Linked DNA regions of Homo sapiens: region 2 is linked to region 1. Evidence: read pairs that join two places in POLR2A ChIA-PET (ENCODE). Cell type or tissue: OCI-LY7. All regions are shown on one strand.

Region 1 (5,000 bases):
AATGTAGAGGGTGTGATGGGAACCATGAATCTGAGGAAAATAGGAATCTAGAAAAGTAGCAGTGTCATGAACCTGAAGAAGTAGACTGGAGCCAAATCATAGAGGCCTGAACCCAGATAAAGGAATTTGGAGATTATTTTTGGAGGGAAAACAATTAAAGCACTTGACCCAGAGGAATGACCCAATCAAAGTATGTTTTAGGAAGACTGGTCTGACGTTGCTGTGCAGGCTACAGTTTCACTGGGAAGAAGAGAGAGGCAGAGATTTGTTGGGAAGCTGTTTGCAGAGTTTCCAAGTAAGGTGATAAAGTCTTAACTACAGTAATGGTGGTAGGGGGAAAGAAATAAACCAGATTCCAGAGACATTTCTAAAATGATTCACATAACTGAGACTTACAAGGCACAGGGAAGAACCAAAAACAACCAAGATATGACACTTAAGCAAATGAATAGGAAATATATGACCAAATTCATCAATTTTCAGATTGCCTTGTGTACACATGTATCTAGTATTGTGCTAGCAATACCACAGTAAGGAAACCCCAGTTTCCTTTCTATATAAAATGAAAATTTTAGTTCACCCATCCAGCTGCTAGGGCGTTTTATAATTAGGGCCAGGAAGAAGAACTGGATTAGGCTAGGAAGTGAATTTGTCTCAGGTTAGAGAAATAAGAGTTTAATTGTTTTATATTTTAAATGGCTTTCTCTTTCCCAAGGTGCTGATAGCTTATTGGATATAAGTTCTGAAGCTGACCAACAAGATCTTCTCTCTCTATTGCAAGCAAAAGTTGCTTCCCTTACCTTACACAATAAGGAGTTACAAGATAAATTACAGGTATATAAATAGATTGCTATCATGGACTATTCTGTAGAGTCAAGCTCTTGGTCTTTTCAGTAGTCAGATGTATTTTGTTTTAAATGTGTACATTAGTTTCTTTTTAAATATTAGCTTTAAGCATCTTATAGTTTCAGATTATTTGTTTCATGAGAGTGTTATTCATTAACTCTTTCTGTAAATTATTCAACTGGTAAATTATAAATAATTATACACATAGTATGATCAGTATTAAATATTCTATATGTTTAATAAATTATATAAATAAAACAAAATTTATAGAAAAAATTCTATATAAAATATACTATATGCATAGAATGATGCATAATATATAATTTTATATTTTGATTTTATATATATTAAAATTTTACGTTTTAAATTATATATGTATGTGTGTATGTATATATATATATATATATATATAAAATATTATCCATTTAGTAAAGTTGATCATTTAACAGGTTTAAGTACTTGATAAGAAATGGCTGTACCAAAAAATAAGAAGAAGAAATAGCTGTACTATATATCCATTACCCCTCTTGGCAAGTAGAATGATATAAGAAATAAAGGAAATTTTTGAATTGGAGGCTTTGTAGAGAAAACAATTTTAGTGTTTTCAAAGTGACACAAATCGTCTGTCCCAATAGAACCCAAAGCAAGCTTTGTGTCATTAGTCCCACTCATGTCCCAGACTGTCTTTTTTCATGGCATGAGAATACACAGGCAAAGTGATCATGCTACTCTCCCGTACCAAAGTTGCGGATTTACTCCTCTCATTCTAGTTGCTTGCTTAGCTAACCACGCCTTTGGTATCTTTTTTTTTTTTTTTTTTTTTTTTTTTTTTTTTTTTTGAGACGGAGTCTTGCTCTGTCGCCCAGGCTGGAGTGCAGTGGCGCGATCTCGGCTCACTGCAAGCTCCGCCTCCCGGGTTCACGCCATTCTCTTGCCTCAGCCTCCCGAGTAGCTGGGATCACAGGCGCCCGCCACCACGCCCGGCTAATTTTTTGTATTTTTTTTTAGTAGAGACGGGGTTTCACCGTGTTAGCCAGGATGGTCTCAATCTCCTGACCTTTGATATCATTTAATTCTTGCTTTTTTTTCCTAGGCCAAATCACCCAAGGAGGCGGAAGCAGACCTAAGCTTTGACTCATACCATTCCACCCAAACTGACTTGGGCCCATCCCTGGGAAAACCTGGTGAAACCTCTCCCCCAGACTCCAAATCATCTCCATCTGTCTTAATACATTCTTTAGGTAAATCCACTACTGACAATGATGTCAGAATTCAGCAACTGCAAGAGATTTTGCAAGATCTACAGAAGAGATTAGAGAGCTCTGAAGCAGAGAGAAAACAGCTACAGGTCGAACTCCAATCCCGAAGGGCAGAACTGGTATGCTTAAACAACACTGAGATTTCAGAGAACAGCTCTGACCTCAGCCAGAAACTTAAAGAAACTCAGAGCAAATACGAGGAGGCTATGAAAGAAGTCCTTAGTGTGCAGAAGCAGATGAAACTCGGTCTTGTCTCACCTGAAAGCATGGATAATTATTCACATTTCCACGAGCTGAGGGTCACGGAAGAGGAAATAAATGTGCTAAAGCAGGATCTGCAGAATGCATTAGAAGAAAGTGAAAGAAATAAAGAGAAAGTGAGAGAGTTAGAGGAAAAACTGGTAGAGAGGGAGAAAGGTACAGTGATTAAGCCACCTGTGGAAGAGTACGAGGAAATGAAAAGTTCATATTGCTCTGTTATTGAGAATATGAATAAGGAGAAAGCATTTTTGTTTGAGAAATACCAAGAAGCCCAAGAAGAAATCATGAAATTAAAAGACACACTAAAAAGTCAGATGACACAGGAAGCCAGTGATGAAGCTGAGGACATGAAAGAAGCCATGAATAGGATGATAGATGAACTCAATAAACAGGTGAGCGAGCTGTCACAGCTGTACAAAGAAGCCCAGGCTGAGCTGGAGGATTACAGGAAGAGGAAATCTCTAGAGGATGTCACAGCTGAATATATCCATAAAGCAGAGCATGAGAAACTGATGCAATTGACAAACGTGTCCAGGGCTAAAGCAGAAGATGCACTGTCTGAAATGAAGTCTCAGTATTCAAAAGTGTTGAATGAGTTGACCCAGCTCAAACAACTGGTGGATGCACAAAAAGAGAACTCTGTCTCTATCACAGAACATTTGCAAGTGATAACCACGCTGCGGACTGCAGCAAAAGAGATGGAAGAAAAAATAAGCAATCTTAAGGAACACCTTGCAAGCAAGGAAGTGGAAGTAGCAAAGCTGGAGAAACAACTCTTAGAAGAGAAAGCTGCTATGACTGATGCAATGGTACCTCGGTCTTCCTATGAAAAACTCCAGTCATCCTTAGAGAGTGAAGTGAGTGTGTTGGCATCGAAATTAAAGGAATCTGTGAAAGAGAAAGAGAAGGTCCATTCAGAGGTTGTCCAGATTAGAAGTGAGGTCTCACAGGTGAAAAGAGAAAAGGAAAATATTCAGACTCTCTTGAAATCCAAAGAGCAAGAAGTAAATGAACTTCTGCAAAAATTCCAGCAAGCTCAGGAAGAACTTGCAGAAATGAAAAGATACGCTGAGAGCTCTTCAAAACTGGAGGAAGATAAAGATAAAAAGGTTGGTGAAACTGTATTGCTGTTGGGTTTCTAGCAATAAGTCTTAGTCTCTTTGGCTTTTACTATATTAAATATTTCTAGTGTTGGCACTAAACTGGAGTGAATGCTCAGAGGCTCTGCACATGAACTTTATCTGTCACCAAAGCCACATTAAGAATAGTTTGTTGGGTCGGCCGGACGTGGTGGCTCACGCTTATAATCCCAGCACTTTGGGAGGCCGAGGTGGGTGGATCACTTGAGGTCAGGAGTTCAAGACCAGCCTGGCCAACATGGTGAAACCACGTCTCTACTAAAAATACAAAAATTAGCTGGGCGTGGTGGCACACGCCTGTAATCCCAGCTACAAGGGAGGCTGAGGCAGGAGAATGGCTTGAACCCAGGAGGTGGAGGTTGCAGTGAGCCAAGATCAGGCCACTGCACTCCAGCCTGGGCAACAGAGTGAACAGACTTCATCTCAAAAAAAAAAAAAAAAAAAAAAGAATAGTTTATTGGGTATTTGTATTTTAAAAACACATCTGCTGGGCATAGTGGCTCACTCCTCTAATTCCAGCAGTTTGGGAGGCCATGATGGGAGGATGGCTTGAGACCAGCCTCAGCAATATAGTGAGACCCCATCTGTACAAAAAATTTAAAAATTAGCCAGGCATGGTGGTATGAGCATGTAGTCCCAGCCACTTGAGAGGCTAAGGCAGGAAAATCACTAGAGCCCTACAAGTCAAGACTGTCATGAGCCATATCAACACCACTGCATTCTAGCCTGGGCAACAGAGTGAGACCCTGCCTCAAAAAATAATCAATAAGCAAACATCAATCTTCGGCCACTTCTCCTTATACTAAAGCATTTTCATATATCTGTCCTTTAAAAATCATTTTACAGAAGCTTTGCCAGTATTGGGGATCAGAAGTGAACCTGCAAACTGGAAAGTATTTGTGATCCACCTCAAACTTCAGGTTCTTTTTTTGGATTCAGAACAGATTCCTCCATAATATGAAACTAAAATACTCCTAGACTTAATCCTGTTTCCCTAAGGTCCATGAGCTTCCCCTCAAGTCACTGTAAAAGCTACCCTCGCCGGTCCCTCCTTTGACAGGTATATAGGAGAGGAAGGGGGAGGAATGTGGGGAGCCGGCAATTTGAGATGGCGCTGGACACAAGAGATGGTGCTGGCCGTGCTGCTGGAGGAAGGAGGGAAGCAAAGGGGAAGTTCAGGGGGATGGTTCCACGCCTCAATCGGCTCTGCATCTCTAGTCCCCTGTCTCGGAGGTTCCGAATAGCATTCATGAGAGACTACTTGTCTTTATTCTTTTGTAATGAGTGTTTCAAAAGAGCTTTATCATCCAGGGGAACAGGGATTAGGGAGTGGTGGGGTACGGTGAGGAGTTAGTTGTGTTTACTTTAAAGAAAGACGTCCAGAGATATCAGGCTTCCTAGACCTTATTCCTGATCACCCATGTCAGCAGTATTGGACAAAATATAGCTGTCTCCAAATAAAAGCGGAAATCCTAATTCTGATTTTTTTTTTCAA
Region 2 (5,000 bases), 270 kb before region 1:
CCTACTGCATGTTCTGTGCACTTTAGATTCCAGGGACCAGTACACTGTTCCCTCTGGAGAGGAGGGGAAAAAATATTTTTTCTCTGCCTATCTTAGGTCCTCCGGATGGGGCCCTATAAATTAGGTTCACAAGAGACAGATCAACAAGAAAAAAACAAACAGAAGTTTACTAACACGTGGATCATGTCTCCACAAGGGCACACCCAGTGACAAGCAACCCAAAGTGGTGGTGAAAACTTGGACTTATACAATATATCATCTTAAGGCTAAACAAGGCAAAAAGGAATTGGAACCTTGGGGCCGGGAAGGCAAGTTATGAGAAGGTAACCAGCAAAAGTATGGTAAACAAGAATCGTTTAGTAAGGTTGGTTGTGCAGATTGAAGTCAGTGCCATCTCTGATGATAAGAGTTAAGAGTCCTGCTCATCCTGGTAGGTGACACCTTTTAATATAAAAATCTCCTTTATAAATGTAATTTTTATTTATTTATTTATTATTTTTTTGAGACGGAGTTTCGCTCTTGTTGCCAGGCTGGAGTGCAATGGAGCCATCTCGGCTCACTGCAAGCTCTGCCTCCTGGGTACAAGCAATTCTCCTGCCTCAGCCTCCCGACTAGCTGGGATTACCGGCACCTGCCACTATGCCCAGCTAATTTTGTATTTTTAGTAGAAACAGGGTTTCGCCATGTTGGTCAGGCTGATCTCAAACTCCTGACCTCAGGAGATTCACCTGCCTTGGCCTCCCAAAGTGCTGGGATTACAGGCATGAGCCACCGCGCCCAGACGTAATTTCTTTTCTTTTTACAAAAAAAAAAAAAACTTGTACTCCATTTTTAAAGAGCTTTTTACCATGCGTGGTGGCTTACGTCTGTAATCCTGCACTTTGGGAGGCTGAGGCAGGTGGATCACCTGAGATCAGGAGTTTGAGAACAGCCTGGCCAACATGGTGAAACCCCATCTCTACAAAAGAATGAGCAAGGTGTGGTGGCAGGCCCCTATAATCCCATTTACTTGGGAGGCTGAGGCAGGAGAATCGCTTGAACCCGGGGAGTGGAGGTTGCAGTGAACCAAGATCATCCTACTTCGCTCCAGCCTGGGAGAAAGAACAAAACTCCATCTCAAAAAAAAAAAAAAAAAAAAAAATTGGAGCTTTTCCTAGGTCTGCTCATTCTCCATGGTTTTTAGTTCAAAATAATCTATCTGCCAAAGATCCAAAGATGCGTATTTAGGGGTAGCACATTTTGGTTCCCTTCACCACACTAGGATTCATACTTGGAACCACTGATCCTCCCTTGTGGAAGTAATTACGGTCACACTTTTTTCCTTTCTTAGAAATATGCAGGAAATGATTTAGGCCATTTGGACCACCCATGAAAGCCATCTGCATATGGGAGGAGTAGAGATGTCCACACAGGTGCTGATAGCATGACTTAGAAACACAGAGCACAGAACCTGACCAAAAGAACTCCTAACTGGAAGCTGCACTCTCCTTCCTTGTCATGGATGAGGAGGGGTAGCTTTATCATAATTCTGTAGCCAAATCAAGGAAGTGCCTCCCAAACAGCATGTGGTTAAGAACACATACTCTGAAGCCTAGGTTCAGATCCTTCAGATCCCAGCTCTGGCCCTTACACACTGCGTGACCTTGAGCAAGTTCCTTAACATCTCTGCATTTCCATTTTCTCATCTGTAAAAGGTAGACTTTTCTCATTTTTTTTTTTGTAAAAATTATAGGAGTTGATTCCACATACCACCCTTAAACAAGTGTCTGGCACACTATGTAAATATTTGTTGTCTTATTATTGATGTTGTTATAATTCTGAAGAATGTGGACTTTGGAGTGGGATGGCCATTGTTCATACTGCAGCTCTGCGTCTTACTAAATGCAGCCTTGGGCAAGTTACTTAAGCCATCTGCTGCCTCAGTTTCCCCGTCTCTAAAATAGGAGTAATAATAGTTCTTTCCTTGTGGCATTGCTGTGAGAACTGACTGAGATCATACATGTAAGGTGCTAAGTAGTATGGTGCCTGGCACGTAGTGAACACTCTGCAAATGTTTGCCATTGTTATCCTGTGTTTAAATATATTCAGCCCTGTCAACACATGCAGTTGTTAATACTTATTACATGCTCTCAATTGCTGGGGCTATGCTGGGGAATACAGGAGAAATTAGGGCTGGAAGTGACCTAGGAGACCTTGTCCAACTTTGTTACTTGTTGGATTTTATTTTATTTTATTTTATTTTATTTATTTTTGAGACAGAGTCTCACTCTGTCACCCAGGCTGGAATGCAGTGGTACGATCTCAGCTCACTGCAACCTCCCGCCTCCAGGGTTCAAGCGATTCTCCTGTCTCAGCCTCTGAAGTAGCTGGGACTACAGTTGTGCACCACCACACCTGGCTAATTTTTGTATTTTTTTAGTAGAGACAGGATTTTGCCATGTTGGTCAGGCTGGTCTCGAACTCCTGACCTCAGGTGAAAACGCCCGCCTCGGCTTCCCAAAGTGCTGGGATTACAGGTGTGAGCCACCGCTTCCGGCCGCGCCCGGCCACTTGTTGGATTTTAACTCCGAGCTCTGAGCATCCACATCTTCATCAGCCGAAAGGGACTTGACCCGTCGGCTGGCTCCCAGGAGCAGCATCAGTGGCAGCAACTCAAACACGAAAACACTGGTTAAGAGGGTGGTTCATGTTATACCTCAAAAGTGTCTGGGTTTGCAGACAGCAAGCAACCAATTACTTGAAAAAATCTGGGAGGAGGCAGATCAGTTAGTATCTGCATAGTGAGGGAAAAGCACACTGCAAGAAAACGTCAAATCCATATGGGATTGGAGACGCATCACCATTAGGCAAGCTGGTCTCAATGTAAAACAGTTTTGCTGGATGAGATTTAGTGGGTGTACTGGTGAGCCAAAGAAGGCTTGTGTTTTTCACTTCCCTGCTTTTTTTACTCCAACTTCTGTTGTTAGTTAGCATACGGTGTCTCAGATGTCTGAATGAAGTGTAAATTGCATTTGTGATATCTACAGCTAGAAATGATCTATTTAGGAAGGAGGGAAAAAAAACTGACACAAAATAGGATAGAGACCTGGTGCCTTTAAAAGGAATTGCCTTCAAGGTCCTGCAAAACAAGCTCTGACATTCAGGTGCCTTGCCAACCATGATCCCAAGCTGCTGTTCCACTTCCACACTTGGCAAAAGCCAGAATGAACAAAGGCAGCAACCCAACTGTCTTCATTCTTCAGTGGTTCCAACAGATGACATCATCTGTGACTGCGTTCCCCTTTTCTAATTATGGAAATCAGACTTAGGAAATCAAAATCAGTCAGAATTGGCTACTTATCCAAACTCCTCTCTCCTATCTATAAACGTACACAACCAGCTCTCTTAAAAATTATTTTATTTTTAAAGAGTGTGCAGTGCTGGAGTGGTGTAAGAGAGCAAAACAATAAAATATCCAGAAACAAAAATCCAGAATGGCATATGCTTTCCTGTGTGACCCTTTTGGGCCTGAATAGTGGCTCTTGTAAAAAGCTTCAAGTTTCCACCAGGTGTCCTGAATTTTCAGTCTCATTGGATTTTTTTCTTAATGTGGAAATTATTGTTTTTCATCTTACAAGAGAATACACTTAAAAACCAGTCCTCAGTACCCTTTTTGGAGATTGAGAAAACAGAGCCAGTGTGGCTTAAACAATTCCCTTCTCCCCAAAATGGAGGCCGGTGAAGACCATGTGACAGTGGGTGTCTTCAGCCTGACACGTGATATCCTACTCCCAGTGACAGCATCCATGAAACAGAATGGCATGGAGAGCATCAGCACCCTGCATAAAGGACAGCATCCCTCTTCATCAGCAGTGTCTAACCATTCATTCACCCAGGAAAAACTTACTGCACACCTACCTTCTCCTCAGAACTAGAAAACGATGATGAATCAGACCTGGTTCCTCCACTGTAGTGAACAGAAAGGCCCATCTGTCTCCCGCCTCCTAGAATAGACACTAGGCTTCCAGCGGCTTGACTGTCATTGTTACTGTCTATGGTAAGCATTTGTCATTCATTTTTGGCAGCTCAGCATCTGAGCCATTCTTCAATATTATGGGCAGCCCCTTTTGATGTCTTGGTGGGAAGCATGAGCCACTTCCAGTGACAGACTCTTGCTTTTTTAGCCTCCTTTGCAACTTGAATTAAGACACCTACAAGATGCCTAACCAGAGCATCTGTACTGGAGAGTGACTCAGGAGCTTCAGGGTCCACTGGCATCTACCCTACTGCAATGGAGGCAGAGGTGATGGTGACCTCCAGAGACAGTCACAGCAAGGTGGTGCAAGCAGCGGAGTCTTCTTAGGAATGGTTCTGCTGTGATATGGGAGGTTTATCCTGGCCACATGGGCTCCAGTCCTAGCTCTCTGGAGCTCCTGGAAATTTAGTTAATGACCTAATATTTTAATACACTTCTTACTGCTTAAATTGGCCAGGCTTGGTTTCAGCGGCTTGTGCTAAGATCTCTGACAAATACATCCCCTCAGACCCAAGTCTACAGCAGATATCTCTCAGCACCTAAGTATAAGAGATAGTAATGTGGTAGTGTGGGCGGCAGAGAGATTTGGGCAGAACGATGCAGAAAGCAAACCTTTATCTTTCTGCAAAATGTGTCAGAAGCTGACTCTACAAAATGGAAAGCTCTATTTGGCCTCAGACTTTCCATGTGACAATGCAGACATATGGCATTGGCCATAATACAAACATAGCATCCTTCAAGTTGCATATATTTAAATTAATCAAACTGCATTTTGTAATTCCTGTTGGTCCAGTAATCCTATTTCTAGGAACCTATTCCAAATAAATGAGCTATTGTTTCATTTCAAGAATATTTGTATTAGTCAAGGTTCTCCAGAGAAACAAAACTAATAGGATATAAACAGATATGTAGAAAGAGATTTATTGTGAGGAATTGCCTCATTCAATGATGGAGGCTTATAAATTCCATGATCTACCATCTGCAA

What was found. Peaks named below come from ENCODE experiments on the same cell type or tissue, not always from the same donor. Only the 100,000 strongest peaks of a DNase experiment are listed, where the experiment ranks them.
Region 2: POLR2A ChIA-PET joins it to region 1 with 5 read pairs; 2 of 35 experiments call an interaction of 5 or more read pairs at or near these places.

Annotation. Positions count from the first base shown.
Region 1 is chr5:34,821,017-34,826,016 of GRCh38, forward strand. RAI14 (retinoic acid induced 14) reads left to right here. Exons shown (of 18, transcript NM_015577.3): 14 at 716-834; 15 at 1,940-3,475. Among named protein-coding and RNA genes, the nearest start is that of TTC23L, 16 kb to the right of the region's middle. In OCI-LY7, no CTCF peak of the experiment used is centred here; a DNase peak (open chromatin) is centred at 2,805; H3K4me3 peaks cover 2,698 bases; H3K27ac peaks cover 1,545 bases.
Region 2 is chr5:34,549,115-34,554,114 of GRCh38, forward strand. No RefSeq gene overlaps it. Among named protein-coding and RNA genes, the nearest start is that of RAI14-DT, 100 kb to the right of the region's middle. In OCI-LY7, no CTCF peak of the experiment used is centred here; no DNase peak of the experiment used is centred here.